Regions from separate parts of the Homo sapiens genome. Here regions 1 and 2 are each linked to region 3. A link is a loop called in an ENCODE intact Hi-C map of the cell type or tissue named here. Cell type or tissue: B cell. All regions are shown on one strand. Each heading gives the region's core, and the rest is flanking DNA. Links, peaks and the distances in the headings are about the cores only. Region 1 holds the start of HBS1L (HBS1 like translational GTPase). Region 2 holds the start of SLC18B1 (solute carrier family 18 member B1). Region 3 holds the start of TBPL1 (TATA-box binding protein like 1).

Region 1 (7,710 bases), core at 1,716-6,715, 1.1 Mb before region 3:
AACTTATTACTGAAAGGTGCATAAATTTTAAATGTACAGTAAAATAAAATTGTATACATGTATAAAACCTTATAATCCTAACCCAGATCAATATATAGAACATCTCCAGCACCTCTGAAAGCTCCCTTTAATTCTCTCTTTCCTGACTCCATTAATATCTACTTCAAAAGTAACTATCATTTTGACTTTTTTTAATTTTATTTTTTTTACACAGAGTTTTGCTCTGTCGCCCAGGCTGGAGTGCAGTGGCGTGATCTCGGCTCACTGAGACCTCCACCTCCCGGGTTCAAGCAATTCTCCCGCCTCAGCCTCCCGAGTAGCTGGGATTGCAGGTGCGTGCCACCACACCCGGCTAGTTTTTTGTATTTTTAATAGAGATGGGGTTTCACCATGTTGACCAGGCTGGTGTCAAACTCCTGACCTTGTGCTCCGCCCATCTTGGCCTCCCAAAGTGCTGGGATTTACATGCATGAGCCACCGCGCCCGGCCGTAAGCTTAACATCTTTAGACCTCATGAAGTGTTGGCAATGATGTTGAGAAAATAGAGAAAATGGAACTACATTGCTGGTGGAAACATAAAACTTTACAACTGTTTTTGGAAAACAGTTTGACAGTTTCTTTAAAAAGCTGAAGATAACCTATCATATCATTCTACTCCTAGGTATTTACCCAGGAAAAATTAGTTTATGTTTATACGAAGATTCGTACACAGATATTCACAGAAGCCTTATTTACAGTCGTCAAAATGGAAAACAAACCAAATATCTCTCAATGGGTGAATGGAAAAACAAATTGTGGTATATCCACACAGCGGAATCCTCCTCTAATAAAAAGGAATGAACTGTTGATTCAAGCAACTACACAGGTGAATCTCAAAATAATTATGCTGAGTGAATTAAGACAGATAAAAAAGAACACATACTATATGATTTCACCTGTATAAAATTTTAAAAAATGCAAACAACTCATAGTGACAGAAAGACGATCAGTTATTTTGAGGGGCCATGGTGAGGAGGCCTTGACGGGCAGGAAGGATTCCGGGATATTCTGGAATTTTTATTCTGGATATAAAGGTACTTCAGGAAAATTTTGAAAGTCTGGATATGTTCATTATCTTGATGGGGTTGATGGCTTCACTGGTGTATACATACGTCAAAATGTATCAAAATTACACATTATGTGCAGTTTATTGTCAATGATATCTCAATAAAGTTGTTAACATTTTTTCAGTAATGTAGTTATCCTTTCATTCATAATTTTTTTCACAAATCAATATAAAATGATTTGTATTGTTTTTTATGACATTAACAATTCCATAGCAAGAGAAATGTCATTTTATTTCTCTTCTTTTACTCATTAATTCATTCAGCAAACATTTAAAGTGCCAGACATTAGGGTGCCGGAGAAACAAAGATAAAGCTTTGAAATTAGTAGGGGTAGAGAAGTGGCATTTACTGAGTACCCATTCTGCAACACCTACTGTTTTTACATATATCATTTACTTTTCACAAAACAGAAGACATACATTTTCATATATTCGATTTTACAGATGAAGACATTAAATCTGAAGTGGTTAACAGCAACAAAACTGGGACTGAAATCCAGGTTCGTGGTACTCCGAAGTCATAGTACTTTCCATCAAAACACAATACCAGAGTTTTATTCATTTATTTTTTGAGTCGGAGTTTTGCCCTTGTTGTCCAGGCTGGAGTGCAGTGGCACGATCTCAGCTCACTGCAACTCCTGCCTCCTGGGTTCAAGCGATTCTCCTGCCTCAGCCTCCCGAGTAGCTGGGATTACAGTCACCCACCACCACGCACAGCTAATTTTTTTTTATTTTTAGTGGAAGATGGGGGTTTCACCATGGTGGCCAGGCTGGTCTGGAACTCTTGACCTCAGGTGATCCACCCGCCTCAGCGTCCCAAAGTGCTGGGATTACAGGCGTGAGCCACGGTGCCCTGCCCACACCTTACAGAGTCCTGAGGGGAGTGGAACAATCCTAACTTTTTCTGAAGAAGTCAGTGAAGGCTTTGCCATTGAGGCTCTACTGTTTGAGATGCAGTAGATGCTGTGCAATATTTAGAGTTTTAAAGGAGTGCGTTATTGACGACCTAAGGGCAAATTATATATTATCTGACAGAAGTAACGTTTTCTTATTCATTGTTCCTGTAGTACTTTGCTTATGTGGTCTATAACTCATTCACTTCATACCTCAGTGAGTTGTAGTTAAGCTTGTAATTGACAATTACAGTGGAGTGGAAGCTGCCATTTGTATTTTAATAACACAATTTTTTTGGGGGGGTGCAGAGTCTCACTCTGTCTCCAGGCTGGAGTGCAGTGGCACAATCTTAGCTCACTGCAACCTCTGCCTCCCGGGTTCAAGCGATTCTCCTGCCTCAGCCTCCCGAGTAGCTAGGACTATAGGCACGCGCCACCATGCCTAGCTAATTTTTGTATTTTTAGTAGACAGGGAGTTTCACCATGTTGGCCAGAATGGTCTTGATCTCTTGACCTCATGATCCGCCTGCTTCAGCCTCCCAAAGTGTTGGGATCACAGGAGTCAGCCACCGCGCCCGGCCAATAACACAATATTTTTAAGCACCTACTATGATCTGTGATAAATCCTCTTATACGGATACATTATTCACAGCTCGCGAGTTAGTGTCTCTATCTCCTTTTTACAAAGAAACAGGCTGCAAAATAAAAATTACCTAAGGGTGTAAAATAATAAAAACACTTAAGCCATGTAACATTAGCAACTATCTCTATTTTTCTGTAAACTTTTATTTTGGAGCCACATTAAACAACTATTTTTGTAGTCAAACACATTCAAATGCATGAATAAATTACGTTCCAAGCCACTTACAAATATAAACTAAATTTGGATTACTCTTATTTCTTTCTATTGTGCATAGCAAAAAGCTGAGGAAGCTTTTAATTATCTCTAGAACTCAACATTTGCCTTTGATGTGAAGTATCATCATTTCAAAAACACAAGCTAAAACTGAAGTGGTGTTCAGTATAATGAGGTTGGTTTCTTATATAGCATTATTAACTTTATGTTCTGAGAAATGAGGACATTTAATAGCAGGTTATAGATTCATGCATCAACAACATTCAGCATTACCACCTAAGGCCAGTGCTATGTCTAAAAAGCTATATTTAATACTCGCAATGTTACACACAATTATGTCTTCAATGAATGTTCAGTGAATCCTTCTTTATGATGCTGATAAATATCGTCTATATAGCTAAAATCGTTTACATAGCTAAGGGCAAATCGCTGTTTACTAGGGATAGTAATGCCGAACGGAGTGAATACATGAAGTCGTAAATTATATGAATGCAGGGTGACCTAATATAGCCAGGGTCTCAATTTAATAATATATACCCGTTTAAAAATAGCCTTATTTCCTTCTCTAAAGCTTGGACTCTTTTTTTTTTTGAGATAAGGTCTCACTCACTTTGTCGCCCGGGCTGGAATGGAGAGGCCCGATCTCAGCTCACTGCAGCCTCGACCGCCTGGGCTCAGGGGATCCTCCCACCTCAGCCTCTTCAGTAGCTGGGACTACAGGTCTGCACCACAGGGCCGGCTAGTGTTTGTATTTTTTGTAGAGACGGAGCCTCGCTATGTTGCTCAGGCTGGTCTCGAACACCTGAGTTCAAGCGATCCGCCCTCCTAGGCTTCCCAAAGTGCTGGGATTACAGGAAGGAGCCACCGCACCGGCCTGGGCTAAATCTGATTCCAAGTTTACACAAGTTTGTTGAATGCCCACTGTGTGCTTAATGAAAGATCAAAGTTTGATAAAACAAGGTCCCTGCTCTTACTGAGCGCATAGCTTTCTCAGATTATCAGGAACCAAATTTGGAAAATAATCCAGAACGCTGGCGTAGGTAGCTCAAGGTTCCCCGCTTGCAACATTTAGTCCAAACCAGTCAATTCTAGGCGGCGGATTTCCCCATCCCCCTCCGTCGCCCAACCTTTGGGTGGGGCCACTCCCAAACGCTCCCTCCCCTCGTCCCGCCATGCACAGCAGTGCGCATGCGCCCTCAGGGAGGCGGACAGTGACCCTGAGGCATTGCCGTCGCGCGGTGCACAGCTAAGACGTCGCGCTTGCGCAGGCGCTCGGCGCAGAGGCCTGCGGGAAGCCAAGATGGCGCATAGGGGTTCTCCAGGCTGCAGTTGGCGCCTTATCAGTATCTAAGCGGAGTGTTTTGGAAGGAGTTAAGGGGCTGTGGCAAACGCCCTCTCCGCCGTCATGGCCCGGCATCGGAATGTTCGAGGCTATAACTACGATGAAGGTAGGTGGCAGGGTCATGCCGGGACGTTCTTTTCCCGGCTACAGCTGGGATCCTAGCCCGTTGGCATCCACTTCAATCTGTGAGTTTCTCGTCAGTGTTGCCCTGTCGGGATTGGGAGAGCCCCAGTTGGGGAATATAACAGGCCTTCTAGTGCTTTCAAATGCCGTCGTTTTTAAGTCATGATTTCTGCCCTCTGGGGTTGATTTTATTTGGGGAGGGGGAGGTGCTGCATAGCGTCATATGGGTAGGATATTGGTGAGGTTGAGATCCGGTGATATTTAGGCACGTAAGCATTATCACCTCTTCCATTGTTTCCTCCCATGTTGGGCACTAACGTGCCTGCTTCTAGCTCCTCTCTCCCAGATCCCCTTTGAGAAATGTCCATGAAACGTTGCTTATTTGTAAAACACAGATTGACTTAATACATTCAACGGACGTGTACCTGTGTTAGATTTACATGGTAAACCTTTTGTGTATGTCCATACATACCTAGTGCAGAATCAGTTTGCGCTAATTTATTTTTCAACGAATTTCAAAGTGGAAACTTAGGAGACGGTAGAAAAGACACATGTTAAAAAGGCCCAAAGAATGAGTCGATCAGATGGATCTTGAAGTTTATACTTAGTTCTTGGCTGGTAATGCTTGATATAAATGTATTTTGAAATGTAAATAAACGGCAGTACTAGAGGAAAGAGTGTATAGGAAAGGACTTTTTGATATTAAAAAATGAAATAAAAATGTCTGTATGAATGTTCTGTAGGAGTTAACAGGAGTTAGAATTATTTTTAGGAGGAGCACATCCCTCTTCATGCAGTAGATAACTATAGGCATCACCAAGCATCACATAAACTAAAAATATAAACAAAAATGAACTAATGCAGGAGAAGAATAAAGAACTATGCTTTACGAAGTGCAGAACATGTAGTGCTTAATATGTTGGTGATTGTCATTGGCACCCCAGTAGATTATTATAGAACATCAGTATGCTTTAACTAGAGTGAGGGCAGCTAACACCCTGTTCTCCATTTGGAACCTGTGACCTCAGTCCGTCTAGAACATGTGAATTTTCTGGTGGTTACTTTAGAATGGAGGCCCTTTTAAATAAATATTGCAGTGGATGGTATTGCATGTGGACCATTGTCACCTAAGAAATGACTTTAGATTGAGAGAGATTTTTGCAAATATAAAGTACATGAATAGGCCTATTTATTATTCATTCATTTCTTTAATAGTTGTTTATCATTTCCTCAACCACCATTAAGTTAGTGCTTAGAGTACTGTTCTAAGCTTTGAGGACTGAAAGTAAGATATTTGAGGGTGGTCTAAAAGGAGAAGATTATACGAGTTACAGATTATTAGAGTATGAAAAATGCTACAAAAGGTACTGAGAAAACGCTATGGGAGGGATACACAGATGAGAACACTTAATTCAGAATGGATTGGGGGGAATTTAAGCAGGATTTCTACGTTAAGGAATGCTTCATGGAGGAGAGGTGGTTGGCCTCAGGGAGCACCTTGGCTTCTTGAGGTTAGGTTGTCATGTTGTCATGCTTCTTTGAAACAATTGGTGACATCATAACCAAGCTGTTCCTGTAACATTAAGGAGGTTCATCCCCTTTTCTTGTTTATAAAAGTTGTACTCATTAAGGTCCAGTTTATTTCTCTTCTTCCCAGTTAGGCTTTCTCTTGAATTCTCAGAATAATAATTTAAAAATTCTGTTAAGAAATATAACCTCATTAGAGAGAGTTTGTGTTCTAAAACCTACTGGTTCCGCTACTTAACTCCCACTTTGTTTTTCTCTGTAATTTATGTAATACTTTACATGACTGCCTCAGTCACTGATTTAAAAGTCTCAGGAAGGCAAAATCCATACTTTAAGTAGCTGGCACAATGTTCTTTACATGTGGTAAATATTTCATAATTTTGTTGATTGAGGAAACAAACTATGAAGATTGCAGGAAAGAATTCTCTTCATCTTTATATGTTGTGGCACTTTAGGGTCAACTTCAGCATTGACAAACTGACCTAGTAAAAAAGAGTTTTTTTTCTTTTTTTTTTTTTTTTAAGAGACAGGATCGCACTTTGTTGGTTGGCCAAGCTGGAGTGCGAGTGCAGTGGCATGATCATAGCTCTCTGTAACCTCCAACTCCTGGGCTCAAGCAATCCTCGTGCCTCAGCCTCCCGAGTAGCTAGGTCTACAGGCATGTGCCCCCATGCCCGGTTAATTTTTTATTTTAGTAGAGACAGCATCCGGCTGTGTTGCCCAAGCGAGATCCTCCCTCCTCGGCTTCCCAAAGTACTGGAATTACAGGTGTGAGCCACGATGCCTGGCCTATTGTTGTCTTCAATATCTAAAAATACTTTGTTTGTGAATGGCCCCTTGTTTATTTGCAAATAAATTTTTATTAACTTGGGATTGTGATCTAATAATTTATTTAATCATATATGTTTTTGCCCAATAGTAGCATTTATCTAATTTTTCTTTGCTGTAAGCATTTGGTCTCAGCCTTTGAGCATGCTGTTCCTGCTGCATGAATACCCTCAGAAACTAGCTAACTCTATCCTTTGGAATTGGTTTGGATATTATATTAATGGGGATCTTTCCCTAGCTGCCCCACTCCCGGTTCTAGTTTTGTCATTCATGTGTGTGTTCCCAAATTGCTCTGTGTTTCTCACATCAGGCACTTGTCACATGGTTTTGTAATTGCCCATTATCTTGTGTGTATTCCTTGTCAGATTTTAGGTGCAGTGATAACTGGAAATGTGTTCACTGTTATACCACAGTTGTCTCAACTACTCCCTGGCATGGTGTTAGTGTTTGTCAAATGAAATTTATGTAAATATATTTATGTTCTTTGTGGGTTTTTAGTTGTAATTAGTTTGATTCATTAATTTATAATAAAACAAATATTAATCTAGTGCCCCATATGTGCCAGGTAGTTGGCTAAACCAAGTCTTGCCCTGAAGAAGCTGATAGTCTCATGTAGTGAACAGGCGTAGCGCTCTGTAAATTGGGTAAGTGTGCTGGAGGGTAACAGTAGCAGAGGGGCTTACTGCTTTACCCAGAGTGGTCAGGGAAGACTTGTGCAAAGAGGAGACATTTGAGCTGGAACCTTAACTAGCAGAAAGAAATGGCCTCGGAAAATCTAGGCAAAGAGCATATCCCAGGAAGCAGAAAAAAAGGGCAGTTAGCCATCAGCAGGTGGGCATAGGGAGTTTAGGGTAAGTTGGTTTGTATAGATGTTACCTAGCTCTCCATAAAGAAATACTACTTTCATGATCTATTATATACCCCCATGTTCTGTGGAAGAGAAGTGCTTTGGTTTTAGAGGGCACATGGTGAAAAAAATGGTTTATTTCAGATTTTTGTCAACACTGGAGAGACTAAGTATTTTTTTTTCTTTTTT
Region 2 (7,710 bases), core at 1,695-6,694, 1.2 Mb after region 3:
ATGAGAGCTAATTGTGATATTTCTCTAGAAAGTCAAAGTAACTAAAATATTCAAACCACTCTTGAAAAAGAAGAACGTACTTGGACACTTTTTACTGCCTGACTTCAAACACATTGGGTCTTGATATGCAATGGAAGCAAGTGAGTGGAAGAAGCTAGCACCACCTAAAATCTCTTCTGGTGAGAGTGGCAGCATTCTTGAGGAGTGGGGATGATGTTCTAATTACAGTGTCTCATACCTGGCTCCAGTGGTATTGGCAGCATGTGCTGGAGATGTACGTCCAGCAGGGTTGCAGTGCCATGCATACTGGACCGCTTAGGTGGTGTGACTTTAGGCACTTAGCCTCTAAGTGGTATGCATGATCCTCCTGATGATACTATGTGTTACCTAATAATCAATGATGAATTCATTTTCTGCTTAAATTAGCCAACGTTGCTTTGTTTTTTATTAGCAACAGGGAACTCTGACTGATAGAAATGCCAGGAAGAAAAATAGAAAGGTGAAAGGACAAAGGAGGACTAGGGCTGTATTTGGATAAGGGCATAAGAATGAACTTCTTAGCCGGGCGCGGTGGATCACGCCTGTAATCCCAGCACTTTGGGAGGCCGAGGCGGGAGGATCACCTGAGGTTGAGAGTTTGAGACCAGGCTGACCAACATGGAGAAACCCTGTCTCTACTAAAAATACAAAATTAACTGGGCATGGTGGCGCATGCCTGTAGTCCCAGCTACTCAGGAAGCTGAGGCAAGAGAATCGCTTGAACCTAGGAGGTGGAGGTTGTGGTGAGCCAAGATAGCACTATTGTGCTCCAGCCTGGGCAACAAGAGTGAAACTCCATCTCAAAAAAAAAAAAAAAAAAAAAAATGAATGAATTTCTTGGCCAGGTATGGTGGCTTACGGCAGTAATCCCAGCACTTTGGGGAACCAGGGCAGATGGATTGCTTGAGTCCAGGAGATTGACACCAGCCTGGGCAACATGGTGAAACCTCATCTCTATTATTAAATAAATAAATAATAAAAAAGAATGAATTTCTCTGAGGAGGTGGCATTTAAACAAAGACCATATTACTCCATTTTAGTTTGTAAAGAAACAAATATTCCATATGTGTATGAATGTCTAAATGAGCATATCAAACTATGAATAGATAATTGTGGTAGGCTGATAATGGATTCCAAAGATACGTCCACATCCTAATCCCTGGAACCTGTAAATGTTACCTTATATGAAAAAAAGGGTCTGTGCAGATGTGACTAAATTGGAGAACTTGAGATGAAGAGGTCATCCTGGATTATCCAGGTGGGCCCTAAATTCATTCAAAATATCCTTACAAGAGACTGGCAAACGAAGATTACACACAGAAAAGAAGAGGCACAGTGATCACAGAAACAGAGACTACAGTGATGTGGCACAAAATGCCAATAGTCACTAGAAGCTTCAAGGGGCAAGAAACAGACTCTTCCCTAGAGCTTCTAGAGGGAACATGATCCTGCTGACACCTTGATTTTGGCTCAGTGAAACTGATGTTGAACTTCTGGCTTTGAGGACCTTGTTTTAAGCTATCAAATTTGTGTTGATTTGTACAGCAGCCCCAGAAAACTAACACAATAATATATTTGATTATAAAACTGATTATCTGAAGGGAGAATGAGAGGTAGAGATTACAAGAGGAGCGGAGGATAGGGATATGAATAGACTTTATGTAAATTAAAAGTAGATGGACACATAAGAACATAGATTTTTTTGAGAACATAAAGAACAAGATTTGCATTAAACATGCAAGAATTATTGCAAATGGGGAGAGGAATGAGAATGGAGATACAAGGAAATAGATGGCAACAGAAATGAAACATTCAATTGGCAAGATACAGTTGGCAAGATTCAGTTGGCAAAAATTCAGATGGCAAGATACAGTTAGGGATACTTCCTATAACATGGAGGAAAAAAAAAGAAAAAATAATAACTAGCCAGGTGTGGTGGCACAGGCCTATAGTCCCACCTACTCGGGAGGCTGAGGTGGGAGGATCAGTTGAGCTCAGGAATTTGAGGTTGCAGTGAGCCATTATATGTCATGGTAGCTTGGGAAACAGAGTGAGACCCTGTCTAAAAAAAATAAAATAAAATAAAAGAGAGAAGAAAAAGAGAAATAAGTAAAAGGACCAGTTTGGGTGACCCAACATTCACATAAAGTGCAGTCCAGAAAGAAAATAAAAGAGGAAATGTAATCATCAAAGAAATCATTCAAGAAAATTTCCCTCTACAGATTGATGTTAGATTGAAGAGAAAGCATAGAGTTAAATGAGATTGGAGAAGCTGTCAGGGGTTAGATCATAAAGATTTCATAAGGCTACTTTAGGGAAACTTTGCTAGATTGGAACTTTCTTTTCTTTTCTTTTTTTTTTTTTTTTTTTTTTTTTGAGATGGAGTTTCACTCTTGTTGCCCAGGCTGGAGCACAATGGTGCTGTCTTGGCTCACCACAACCTCTGCCTCCTAGGTTCAAGCGATTCTCCTGCCTCAGCTTCCCGAGTAGCTGGGACTACAGGCATGCGCCACCATGCCCAGCTAATTTTGTATTTTTAGTAGAGACAGGGTTTCTCCATGTTGGTCAGCCTGGTCTCAAACTCTCGACCTCAGGTGATTTGCCTGCCTCGGCCTCCCAAAGTGCTAGGATTACAGGCGTGAGCCACAGCACCTGGCTTAGAGTGGAACTTTCTGTTCAGAGTGGTTCTCTAGGTTCTCCTTTACAACTTGCCCACTGGGGAATTTTTTTTTTTTTTTTTTTGAGATGGAGTCTCGCTCGGTTGCCCAGGCTGGAGTGCAATGGCATGATCTCTGCTCACTGCAACCTCCGAGTCCCAGGTTCAAGCGATTCTCCTGCCTCAGTCTCCTGAGTAGCTGGGTGCCATCATGCCCAGCTAATTTTTGTATTTTTGTAGAGACGGGGTTTCACCGTGTTGGTCAGGCAGGTCTCGAACTTCTGACCTCGTGACCCGCCCACCTCGGCCTCCCAAAGTGCTGGGATTACAGGCGTGAGCCACCGCGCCCGGCCCTCACTGGGGAGTTTTTACATAACCTTCAAGAACCAAGGTAACATCACTTCCTCAGGAAGTCATCCAGGACCCATTTGCCAAAGTAAATGGTTCTTCCAATATGTTTGTATACAACCGATTGCATTATAGTAGATTATTAATTAGTGTGAATTTCATCTGCTAGAAGGTGTGCTACTTGAGGGCAGAGTCTGGATGGGGCTCATTCCTCTTTAAATTCATAATGCCTGGCACAAAGTGGTAACTCAGTCTTTTGTTTTGCTTTGGCTTCAAAACAAGAATTTCCCAGTCCTTAAACTTTATTTATTTATTTGAGACAGAGTTTCGCTTTTTCACCCAGGCTGGAATGAGGTGGCACAGTAATTACAAACTTACTATCAGCCATACTGTGTACTGGAACTGACCTTGTACAGTGGATCTGAGGCAGATTCTCAGTCGATAAAGCTACCCTCACACAATTCTTTTGGATCTTGGCTCACTGTAACCTCCGCCTCCCAGGTTCAAACGATTCTCCTGCCTCAGCCTCCCTAGTAGCTGGGATTACAGGTGCCTGCCACCACGCCTGGCTGATTTTTTTGTATTTTTATAGTAGAGACAGGGTTTCACCATGTTGGCCGGGCTGGTCTAGAACTCCTGACCTCAGGTGAGCTGCCCACCTCGGCCTCCCAAACTGCTGGGATTACAGGCATGAGCCACCGTGTCCAGCCAGTCCTCGAGCTTTAACACTTCCCAAATAGTAAATACGGTGAAAATAAGTGAAACCTATTTTTTATGCAAGAAAACTGTGAGTGTGAGAGTAAGGTAGCAGCCATCATGTTCATGTGCTAACTACTAACACACTTTATCGCCAATGCTCACAGCCGCCCTACGAGATAAACATTATAATCTCAGTTGTACAGGTAGAGAAACTGACCTTGTCATCCAAAGTTACACACTGCCAGCAAGTGCCCTGGCTTGAATCCCTGGCACCTGCCTCCAGAGGTCGCACTCCTAGCCACTTCGCCATGCTTCCTCGATATTCATTAGTATTCTTGCAAATATTTTTCGACTCCAGGTGCTTCACATAGGTTAATTCATTTCCGGTTCAATAGTGTCTGGCTTCAGTAATTACGAACACTACCGCATTTACCCACTGTGAAAAATAATTCACTCTTTCAAAGTTCCTGTATAACCTAATTTTCTAATTCACTTTTGTGTCTTTCAGTTGAGGTACTCCCTGCCTTTTCTGTGTCTACATAAGCTTCCTTTCTTTCGTTTCGTAGGAATAAATTGAACTTATTTTAAGATTGAGGGGGGTACAGCTGTATGGAATATAGACTCATCTTTTTTCACTCTCTGTCACAGAATGAAAAAGGACACCATGATATAGCAGCTGAGGTGGTGGATTAAGATAATGAGGCGGGGGGGGGGCGCAAAACAAAAAAAAAAGGAGCCTTGCTCCACCCCTGCCCCGCCCCCGGCCTCCTCCCGGGGACCCAGAGTCCTGGAAGGCTTTGGGGAGCTCCGGGCCGGGCGGATCGCTGCCTGCAGGGAGTCGGGGATGCCAGGTTCCAGCTGAGCAGCGGCCGCCCGCCAGAGTGCCAGTGGCTCCTTGGAGGTCGAGTCCAAGGACGTGGCTTGAAGCCGGGAGCTGGGGCGCCGGAGTCCACGCACCGGGGATGGAGGCGCTGGGTGACCTGGAGGGACCACGCGCACCAGGAGGTGACCATGAATTGCGTGGCCGGGAGCCCGGAGACCAGCGGCGGCTTCCGGCGTGTCTCTTTAGCAACGATTGAATTGCTTATAGCTTGATCTGTTTCCGAGAGATTGGAAAAGGCTGGGGCCTGATCGTGGGGTTCGGGCCAGCGTTTCTTTTCTCTCTGGACGGGGTAAAGTTCCAGGATTGGATATGTGTCACGGTTTCTAATGACTTTCTAACCTATACCTCTGCTTTTTAAGTACTGTGTGTTTAATGCATTCAAATAAGTATGCCATTAGGCAAATGTAAAACGTTACCTTTCAAGTACCCATTGTTGTTGCCTTTCTTTTTAACTTTCATTTCCCTTTCTCATCTACTACAAACATTTTACAAAGATTCGTAAGACTTCCTCATGTTGCACTGATTTTTTTTTTCCTTCTGGACTGCAATGGCAACCTCTGACAAATAGAGCAAAGCAAATGTATTTCTCTTAAGTTTTTCCTAAAAACAATTTAATTTATAAATGGCTGATGGATTTGCTTGGATATTTGGAACTCAGTAATTGATTTCGTGTTTTTAAATGACAATTTAGCCCTGGAAATAAGTGTTAAATTAACTGATGTAAAAGACCAGTAATTAGGGTAAAAAAAAAGTATTTATTTATGAATTTGTGGGACTTGTCTATCCAGAAGCATACCGCTGTAAATATTAATTCACCAGCTGAATGATTTAGCTTGTTTTCTCCTACTTACACTTCATTTGACTTCAATACTGCCTTAGAAATCTTTGTTTTTTGTTTTTGTTTTTGTTTTTGTTTGTTTGTTTTGTTTTGCTTTTTTGAGACGGAGTCTCTCTCTGTAGCCCAGGCTGGAGTGCAGTGGTGCGATCTTGGCTCACTGCAAGCTCCGCCTCCCGGGTTCACGCCATTCTCCTGCCTCAGCCTCCCGAGTAGCTGGGATACAGGGGCCCGCCACCACGCCCGGCTAATTTTTTGTATTTTTAGTAGAGACGGGGTTTCACCGTGTTAGCCAGGATGGTCTCGATCTCCTGACCTCGTGATCCGCCTGCCTCGGCCTCCCAAAGTTCTGGGATTACAGGCGTGAGCCACCGTGCCCAGCCGAAAGCAGTACGTTTTCAAAACGGCAGTAATGTACAAGGATTGTGTTCCATTTGATCAAATGTGCTATATTCAAAATAGCCCTAAGCTTAGCAAATGATATCTTCAGAGTGCAACATATGTGCACAGAAATCACATTTGTGTACTTTAATCAGTAGTCTCAATTATATGCCTAATTGCTGCATGTTTGCATTCAAGGTGATGATCCTGCAGGAAGTGCAGGAGAGACCCCCGGGTGGCTTTCGAGAGAACAGGTTTTTGTACTGATATCGGCAGCTTCGGTGAACTTAGGTTCCATGATGTGCTATTCTATACTTGGACCGTTTTTCCCCAAAGAGGTAAGACATTTTTAAATCCTTAGGACCTCTGTTTTTTTGTTTGTTTGTTTTTTAAAAGCCTTTTGAATTATTTTATTTTATAGTATATAAAATGTAAAAATCTGCATATAGGACAGATGGTGTATAGAACTCCAGCCAATAGAATACTTCTTATAGAATGCCTGATACCAGGAAAAAAAATCCAGTCAAAAAGAACATCTTCTTGGGAGGTAATTCACCTAAAAGTAGTTGATCTTCTGAGAATTACTTTTCTTACCATGTAGTCTGATTAATCTTTATTTGGTTTCTGCAACTGAAACAAAGGAGTGCACTGAATAACTGAGATTCAAATGTTACTGCAATAGGTCTGTGTTAAGACAGTAACTATTTTCTCGAGGTTTTATTCACATTTTAGAATTAGGACGTTTTGATTCCCGACCCCCCTTCCTTTTTTTTTTTTTTTTTTTTTTCCTTTCGAGACAGGGTTTCGCTCTTGTTGCCCAGGCTGGAGTGCAATGTTGTGATCTTGGCTCACTGCAACCTCTGCCTCCCGGGTTCAATTGATTCTCCTGCCTCAGCCTCCCGAGTAGCTGGGATTACAGGCGCCTACCACCACGTCCGGGTAATTTTTTTTTTTTTTTTTTTTTTGAGATGGAGTCTCGCACTCTCGCCCAGGCTGGAGTGCAGTGGCGCGATCTCGGCTCACTGCAAGCTCCGCCTCCTGAGTTCACGCCATTCTCCTGCCTCAGCCTCCCAAGTAGCTGGGACTACAGGTACCCGCCACTACGCCCAGCTAATTTTTTTTTTTGTATTGTTTTAGTAGAGACGGGGTTTCACCGTGTTAGCCAGGATGGTCTCCATCTCCTGACCTCATGATCTGCCCGCCTCCGCCTCCCGAAGTGCTGGGATTACAGGCGTGAGTCACCGTGCCCGGCCGAATTTTTGTATTTTTAGTAGAGACAGGTTTTTGCCATGTTGGGCAGTCTGGCTTCGATCTCCTGACCTCAGGTGATCTGCTTACCTTGGCCTCCCAAAGTGCTGGGATAACAGGCGTGAGCCACCACGCCCAGCCCCGGCCCCGCTCCATATTCCCTCTTTTGACTTTAATTTCTTATGGACTCTAGCGCCAATGTTTATGCAAGGGAGGAATTCTGATTAATAGGGCCTATTCCTTCTAGGCATAGCCTTTTATATGGTGTTAAGATTTATAGCTAATGACACAGATTCAAAGATAATAATCCCTAGAAAGTCCAACTGGATTCTAGACGTCAATAGGATATAGTATGAAATGAATATGACTGGCTTGGAGTGTAGACAACATATCCATGTGTTTTATTTTGTGCTTTTTGCCAAATCCTTGGCTCACAGTGCAGTGGAAGCTTGTTAGTCCTCCAACTGCCTTTTAAACATGTAGTCCTTCGTTCTGTGTGTTACAAAAGAAGATAAAGTGGCTTCTCTGCTAAAGGAACAATATTGCCATGTACCCATACAGTGCTCTCTGGCTTCTAGTACACATTACCCCTTATTTATCCATTTAATCCCCGCAACAACC
Region 3 (7,710 bases), core at 1,562-6,561:
ACAATTACAGTATTACCATTTGGACTTCTAACGTCTTTCATTCTGCTAAGTTCAAAAATTTTAATATACCTTATTTTAATAGAAGCTCTTGAGTTTCAGCAGAGGCTCTTAACCTGTTGTATTCACAACCAACAGTTACTCAGAATGAATACAGAACATCTAACATGACCACTCCAATTTTCCAAATAAAGAGGAGGGTACAGAAGGAAAATGCAACAGATAAAATCACATTAATGAAATGCACATGCAGGCGAAGGACACATGTTGAAAATGCTGTAAGAAACGGAAATGATACAGCATAAAAAATCATTTTTGATTGGGACATGATTAAGAAAAGACAGTAACTAAACTACCACCAAAGTTGGGAGTATTGGGGCGGAGGAGAGCAGGGAAAGCAGACACTGCATTGTTAATAAAGGTGGAAGCTAGGGCTTGACCCTCACTCAAACAATGAAGAGACAGACAACGGCAAACTAGATCTGGGTCAAGTGAGTCTGATGGCAGCCCTGAGGTTGAGGGACACTTCGTCAAGTCTCATATGCACAAAGATAACCCCAGGACTCAACATCCACAGCCTCAAGTATGGCTATCCCAGTATATCCTTCACAGAACTGCTACAAAGATTAAGCAACAGTCTTTGATTCATTAATCTATCTTTTTCTTCTTAATGTCTTAAAATGCAACTTAAGTTTCCCAATGTTCACACTTTGCATCCTGTCCACTTCTTTACACATGAATGAAATTCCTTTAACAGACACTGGACCTCAATTCCATATTAAAAGCTTAAGATGAAAACGCCTGAGTTGAAGCTATATTCTGGCTAGCCCTCATTCAGGAACAAGCCAGCCCAATCAAGGGCACATAGTAATAGGTCACTAGAGTTTCTGATACTGATTTTGAGGGCAGAGGGTACGTAAAGAGGAGGCTGGGGAAAGGATGACACCTTTTTGCTTAGGAGAAGTCAGGTTTAACAAAAGGGGTGGGGAACAAACAGAAGCTGTGGTTGACCTAATTGCTCCTATGATTTATCAATTTTATTTTCATCTTTAATCTTCAACTTTACATAAAGAACTTTGTATGTATATGTGGCCTTTTCATTGTGCTACAGGAAAACCTCATTTACTCACCCAAAATGATTTTGTAAAGTATAAAACCATTAAGCAGCTTGTGATGTAAGACTAAAGAGGTAACATAAACTGATATTTCACTGGGCATACCAAACTGTGAATAATCCTTTCAACCAGATAGTGCTAACAGTCACTTCTCAATAGGAAGGAACTGCCATTTTCTCAAAGAGACTGCGAAATTATGCCAGGATGGCTGAACCTTCTTATGTCTCTTTTTATATTTTCCCAGAGAATCCACATTGCTTACACACACACACGCAAACCTGCTCCCTTTTCTTAAGTCACAGTTTTAAGGCACTGTTCTAAACCCTAAATACAGAAGCTCATGCACTTACTGCCAGTGTCGCTTTGGAACTGCAGGTGACAGATGCAGTCAGAGAGCTCACAGATGTGGATTGACTGCAGTTTGAGTCTTATTGCAATGAGCACATTGACAGAGCCTGCAGATGCACATCTCGGCAGGAGAGATTTTCTTTTTAAGCCCTCATGCCCTATTAGATTTACTTTTAGGGCTTTTATTGGCTATTTTTATCACTTATCCCGACTCTCATCCCTGCTTAGCCCTACCCACAATTCATTTTCTCTTCTTCAGTTCTAGATCCTTCTCCATCAATCCTAATTTTGGTCAAAAATAATAATAAAATAAAGCGAGGCTGCCGGCATTGCCAGAATCAGAAACCGACGAAGCCGCTTTTTGGGAGCTATTAGAGAAGCCGCTGTAAGTTTTCTGAGAAGCAACGGACCCCTAGCATCTTTGCACGGTCCCTCTTCCCCTGGGTGATGGCTCCGAGACAGATGAGGAATCTCTTTTCCCCGTCTTTCCCAGTGGTGGCTTAAACGAAAGATAACCCTTCTTTTCTTATCCTACACCAGGCTCGGTAACGCTCCCAGGTACGGACGCCCCACCCCCAACCCGTTATCCCTAAAGAGATCCCCAAATATCGCCCGGTCCTCTTCAGAACTGAGCCCTCCCTCGGCCACCGGACCGGTTTCCCCCACCTCAGCGGCTGCCCTCCAGTCGCCCGCCCCCACACATCCCACCCCAAGTCTGGCCCGGGCTCCGCACATGCCCACCCCGCGCCCAGACGCCCCGCACCCGGTGCTCAGGCCGCTCAGCCGCCCGCGCTCCCTGTGCCCAGGGTCGCCTAGGGGGTTACCGTGGGAAGAGGGAGCGGTGGCTGAGGACGCGGCGGCAGCGCTGCTGCCGGTTGCGTCGGATGCGAAGGAGAAGCTGGAGGACAAGGATGAGGATGAGACGGGCGCGCTCCCCAGTCTCCATGGAACTCCCGCCCCGGCCCGTTGCTAGGAGCCCCCGAGGCTCGGACTCCGTCTTCCTTGCTTTGTTGTTCCGGGTGCGAGGCGGCCGCAGCTTCCCCGCGACAATAAATAGACTAGACGCTGGGGAGCATAGAGACAGTGCGCGAGGGCTAGAGCGCCGCCGGACAGGGCGCTCCTGGGTGCCTCGCTAGCCACTCATTTCCGGCTCTCACTGCTCCCGTCACTTTCCCCGTCCCCCGCCCCCACCCTTCCTTCCTCCTTCCTGGTCCCCAAATCAGGCCCCTCCTGCCCACCCGCTGGGCTCGGTGGGAGGTAAGAGGTGGGATGGGGGCGGCGCTAATGGGCATCGGACTAGACTTTTTTGTTTAAGAACCGCTTGAAAGGGTTCTGAAAACACCGTGTATCCTTTGTATATTTTTAGTTGATATCTAAACGTGTAGTAATTTCTGGCATACAGTCGAATATTTAGGTGGACTTTTTTGTCAAAACCGTAGAACTTTCTCATCAGCTCATTAAATTTATACAAAAGGTCCTCCCCACCCCCCATTATATAATTGCTAAAGCTAGTCCTTACCGTCCAGACGAGACTTGTTTTCTGCCTGAAAAAAGTCCTTCGCTTTTTCAGTCAAAATGAACCCGTTAATTTATGATGTCGCGATAAATTCCCCTAGTGAGATTCCTCACTAGGCGAATTGGAATCCTGGTCTTAGAGCGACCGGGGATGACAGATGACAGACGGAGGGAAGGAAGTGGGGAGAGATGGAGACACAAGGTGTGGCGAGACGGAGGGATAACGCAGGACCGTATGCCACTTCTGTCGCCTGTCCCACATTCCTTACTCTACGTGGGTTTGCGGTCGGGACTGTCCCTCGGGAACCGAGAGGCGGATCCAGGAAGGATGGGAGTGGGAGAGGGCGGATGCTGGCGAGGACTCAGGCAGCCCGGGATAGGAGGACCTCTAGGAACGGAGACCCTCCGCGGCTCTGCGCCCAAGTAGCCCTGCAGGGGCCGGGGGACCCCGGGGGCGCACAATGGCCCGTTTGAACCGTCGCCCTGGGGCCCGAGTGCGTCCTCGGGGTCCCTCGGGAGTGGCCTGAGAGGCGCTGCCCGCGGGAGCGAAAATCGCGTAACGGCCCTGAGGGCGCCACGCCACGCCACGCCACGCCACGCCGCGCGGAAGCCCCCGGCTCCCGGCCCCACGTTTCCCACTCTCAGGCCGGCATCGGCCTTTCCACCAGAGCTCGGCTGCAGTCAGAAGCCCCTGGCGTTAGTTGAGGTCAATGGCAGCCCTGATTTAATTATTAAAAGACCACGCCGAGCCGGGTTCATGGGTACCTGGCCTCTGATTGGTGGGAATCAGATGAAAAAAATGAAAATGCCACTGCCTTTTTAAAAGAGAAGACGTGGGCTGAATTCTTGGGGTTTTGACAGTAGGCAACCATTTAGGTATTTTATTATTTACGAGATCTCCAAGGATGCCTCTTGATTTTTTGCTTTCCCCTCTGAGTGTTCAGAAACATATTCGAGCATTTGAAAGCTCCGTAGAATGATGGAGTTTGTTTTCATTTCTGTACTAATTTATTTTTCAAGGGATAGTGATTATAGTTGGGTCAGGTTTAATAAAGAAAGTGAACAAGAAGCTGGGTTAGAAAGTAATGTCTGTGTGGTGGTGGGGAGAGGACTTTTAGGAGGTAACATCTCAGCCAATTTCTAAAAGGGATGGGAGTGGGAAGAATGTATGTAGAGTGTTCCAGTCAGAGGGAACAAGATATGCTGAGTACTTGCTGTGCTGGGGTATTAGTGTGGCTAGGGCATCAGGAAACAGTGCAAAGGAAGAATGACAGTCATTGAAATTGGAGGGAAATTAAGGTCTTGAACTTTCAGTGCCTTGTAGACCATAGAAGGAGTTTGGACTTTCTTCCAAGTGCTAGGGAAAGTGGAGTTTTAGCCTGGAAAATAACATGATTTGCCAAGGAAACGGCAGGGGAGACTCTCTATTCCAGTGGCTACTGCCACTCCTGAAAAGTCAACGTTACAGCAATGGCGACAAGTTCTAAGGTCCTTACGAGGCATTCTCCTTCAAGGGGACCAGCCAAATACCTAGAAGCAGGAATGTCAATTACTTTAGACTCCCTTTTGTCATGGATCAGCCAATAGTTTGCTTCCCTACATTAGTTCCACATTCTGGAATGGGATTTGGTTTTGCTGCAAGCACTATTCCCTATTAATTATAGACCTATTATACTATTCCGGTGATGGTTAACACTAAAAGCCCAGATTTCAACCACTATGCAACATATCAATGCATCAAAACTGTACTTGTACTTCCAAATTTATACAAAATAATAATAATAATAATAGACCTATCACATTATCCCATACACCATTCCTCTAACCAAAGGCCATGGGCTTCACTGCTCTTATAATGTGACCCATTATTCAGGTGCCAGCTAGGAGACAATGCATTGTAAAGTTAGAATATGCAGTATATGTTCTCATCCAAGACTATTGATCAGTACAGAAATTGATAACCTAGAAATAGGAATTGTGATTGCTGACCCTTGTATTAGGGTTTTCTAGAAGGACAGAACTAATAGGATATATATGTCTATCCTATTAGGATAGACATATATATCCTGTTATGTATGTATATAACTACTACTTAATAAAATATATATATGGGAGTTTATTAAGTAGTAGTTAACTCACATGATCACAAGGTCCCACAATAGGCTGTCTGCAAGCTGAGGAGCAAGGAAGCCAGTCTGAGACCCAAAGCTGAAGAACTTGGAGTTCGATGTTCAAGGAAGCATCCAGCATGGGAGAAAGATGTAGGCTGGGAGATGTAGACTGTAAGACAGTCTAGCCTTTTCAGGTTTTTCTGCCTGCTTTTTATATCCTGGCCATACTGGCAGCTGATTAGATGGTGCCCACTCAAATTAAAGGTGGGTCTACCTTTCCCATCCCACTGATTCAAATGTTAATCTCCTTTGGCAACACCCTCACAGACACATCCGGAATCAATACTTTGCATCCTTCAATCCAATCAAGTTGACACTCAGTATTAACCATCACAACCCTAAAATGTAGAACTGGCCTAGTAAAGGAAGTGGGGACAGTGAGGAGTCATCCATCCCAGGCTTGGAAAGTAGCAAGTTTTATTGGTTTTATCAGTGCTACTAAAAATGTGATGTACAGACCAAAGCCAGTCTGCAAGCTCTACTAGTCAACAATGAAAGAGATATGGAAAGTGAGAGGAGGATTTGGAAACGTTTAATAATTTGACATCACAGGGCTATCTAAGCATGCAGTTTTGTATTTATGAAAATATTTGTCTGCAATGGGCTGGTAATTAAAAATAATCCAAAAATTGATTCTTCACCCTAGAGACTTTGAAAAACACTGGTAGATTATTTGTTATGTCCAGTAAGGCTCTAACTTTAGGGAAATTGGCAAAAACAAAACAAAACAAACAAACAAACGGGCTATTGGAATATGTTGGCTACTTCTTGCTTCAGTGCCATGAGAGAGACAAACTAGCTCAGCATGGCCTTTCTGAAAGAAACCAGCAATAGTGAGATGTAAATTACAAAGCATTGTTGAGGAGCTCTTTTTCTAGTGGTTTAGTTATCCTGTATTCCTAAGGATCAGATAATATCTACTCTGCCAAGTGAAATAACGAAAATTTCTGCCGTCTATAAGTTAATACACTAAGTAGGAATTAGCAATGGAGTCATGGATGCTTCATTCCTCAGAACTCTTCCCAAATATCTTCTGCTATGCTTCCTTATCAATGGAAAAAGGTAAGTCCTCCCATTATACCAGTTGAGTGGTATACAACTTAAGGGCTGGCATCCAATACGATAACCTAGCTTCATAATCCCAGCCTGTTCTCTTCCTCACCCTTGGAGAGCCTATGACAAAAGCCATTGAACTAAGATATCCAGGGAGATTTCATGGAGCTGCCAGGCTAGTTTTCAAGAGATCAAAACAGGAAGGGTAGTGTCCATATTTGAACCTGAAGTCTTAGTGAGATTTCTGATAACAAGCTAATGGATTTCGCCAAATGACACTGACTGGCAGCCAAGTCAAGTTTTAAGGTATCGCTAGAAATTCCTCCTCAGCCTGGCAAAAGGTACCTACTGTTGTGCTGTCTTAAAGGCAACGTCCCAGTCTCCATTCCTGATAGAAAGATGGCTACCTAATGGCTGCCAGGATTCCTTTCACTACATCTCTGAGGCAGGATCTTTGAGAAGGAAAATCTTGACACGTTGCTTGGCTGACAGAGATCTTGATTCTTTGCCGTAGAAGCGAAGTCTGTCTTACTCTTCTTACTCTTGTCCAGCAGGATATGGTATATGCTCACAACCATTGTATGTTGCTTTTCCTTTTTCTGTTTTCTCATTAGTTTTTGTTATCTAGTGCCCCCCACCCCCTACACCTTTAACATACATTTGTACTCTAGGGATACATTCATTATTCATTATTTAGCTACATCTGGACCTCATCAAGATTGACAGTACTCAAAGATCCTGAATTTGAGGCTGGATTCAATATCGGGATGTGACTGAGTTTTCTCCTCTCACTAGGGAGGGACTGGGTATGGAGAAACCAGGGTGTGTGTGTGTGTGTGTGTGTGTGTGTTCATGCATGCACTGAGCAGTCAAAGGGTGAAGTGTAGGGAACATTTTTGTTTTGTTAGCCCAGAACTCCTCTCTTCTTTTGGGAAAAGTGCTTCACCCTCTTATTTTGGGAGAACTACTTTTCTTCTCTGCCTATCCCCAGTCTAATGATAGACCAAATGGGAGCTGCAATAGCCACGGTGATTGACAGAGAGGTAGTTTTTCTACCTAAGCTAGCCAGCTCTATAGTACCTGTGCTGTAATTTATTTGTTGCCTCTCAGTTCCAAATTCACTTTTCATGCTTGTTCTATATAGATGGATCTGACCCCTTAAAATAGGCTTCTACTACTTCTCTCAGCATTCTCTATGTGGTAGGTAGGTCTACCTACCACAATGGTAAGTTCTGTCCATAGAGAATGCTAGAGACGCATTGAAATAGGAAAGGGTTTACTTTCTGGTTCCAGTGTGCTTCCCTGACAGGCTCCTGCAGCATGGAAGGCCTCTCTAGAATCCATCTTCTGCAGCACAGGTGGCTATCCCAGCCCTAGTCAGGCGCCGGAAGGGCAGTGGTGAAGGCAGCTCCTCCAGGTGGGCATAATTCAAACAGTACATTTGTTTACCCAGCATGTCTGGAGCGAGAGATGACCAGAATGGGCAGTGGCTAATGATTTGTATAGATAGT

Evidence for each region. Peaks named below come from ENCODE experiments on the same cell type or tissue, not always from the same donor. Only the 100,000 strongest peaks of a DNase experiment are listed, where the experiment ranks them.
Region 1: a loop joins it to region 3, with 12 times the contacts of the local background. A loop is called at or near these places in 3 of 110 quality-filtered maps.
Region 2: it touches region 3 in a loop (17-fold over the local background); 2 of 110 quality-filtered maps call a loop at or near these places.

Annotation. Positions count from the first base shown.
Region 1 is chr6:135,051,241-135,058,950 of GRCh38, reverse strand. HBS1L (HBS1 like translational GTPase) reads left to right here and starts at 4,129. Exons shown (of 18, transcript NM_006620.4): 1 at 4,129-4,302. The coding sequence starts at 4,260. It overlaps LOC124901405 (a long non-coding RNA gene), which reads right to left and starts at 4,058. Exons shown (of 2, transcript XR_007059775.1): 1 at 3,465-4,058. LOC124901406 (a long non-coding RNA gene) reads left to right here and starts at 215. Exons shown (of 2, transcript XR_007059776.1): 1 at 215-332; 2 at 662-1,233. RefSeq lists an enhancer at 3,921-3,970. In B cell, for the core only: no CTCF peak of the experiment used is centred there; a DNase peak (open chromatin) is centred at 4,050; H3K4me3 peaks cover 2,232 bases; H3K27ac peaks cover 3,041 bases.
Region 2 is chr6:132,795,451-132,803,160 of GRCh38, reverse strand. SLC18B1 (solute carrier family 18 member B1) reads left to right here and starts at 4,524. Exons shown (of 14, transcript NM_052831.3): 1 at 4,524-4,747; 2 at 6,040-6,179. The coding sequence starts at 4,705. RefSeq lists a silencer at 4,457-4,506 and an enhancer at 5,738-6,238. In B cell, for the core only: a CTCF peak has its summit at 4,022 (motif pointing right); DNase peaks (open chromatin) are centred at 4,050 and 4,750; H3K4me3 peaks cover 1,964 bases.
Region 3 is chr6:133,948,000-133,955,709 of GRCh38, reverse strand. TBPL1 (TATA-box binding protein like 1) reads right to left here and starts at 2,486. Exons shown (of 7, transcript NM_004865.4): 1 at 2,285-2,486. LOC128092253 (umcharacterized LOC128092253) reads right to left here and starts at 2,406. Exons shown (of 2, transcript NM_001414965.1): 1 at 2,285-2,406. The coding sequence starts at 2,406. RefSeq lists a silencer at 3,379-3,488. In B cell, for the core only: CTCF peaks have their summits at 3,413 and 3,615; DNase peaks (open chromatin) are centred at 2,619 and 3,689; H3K4me3 peaks cover 2,810 bases; H3K27ac peaks cover 2,987 bases.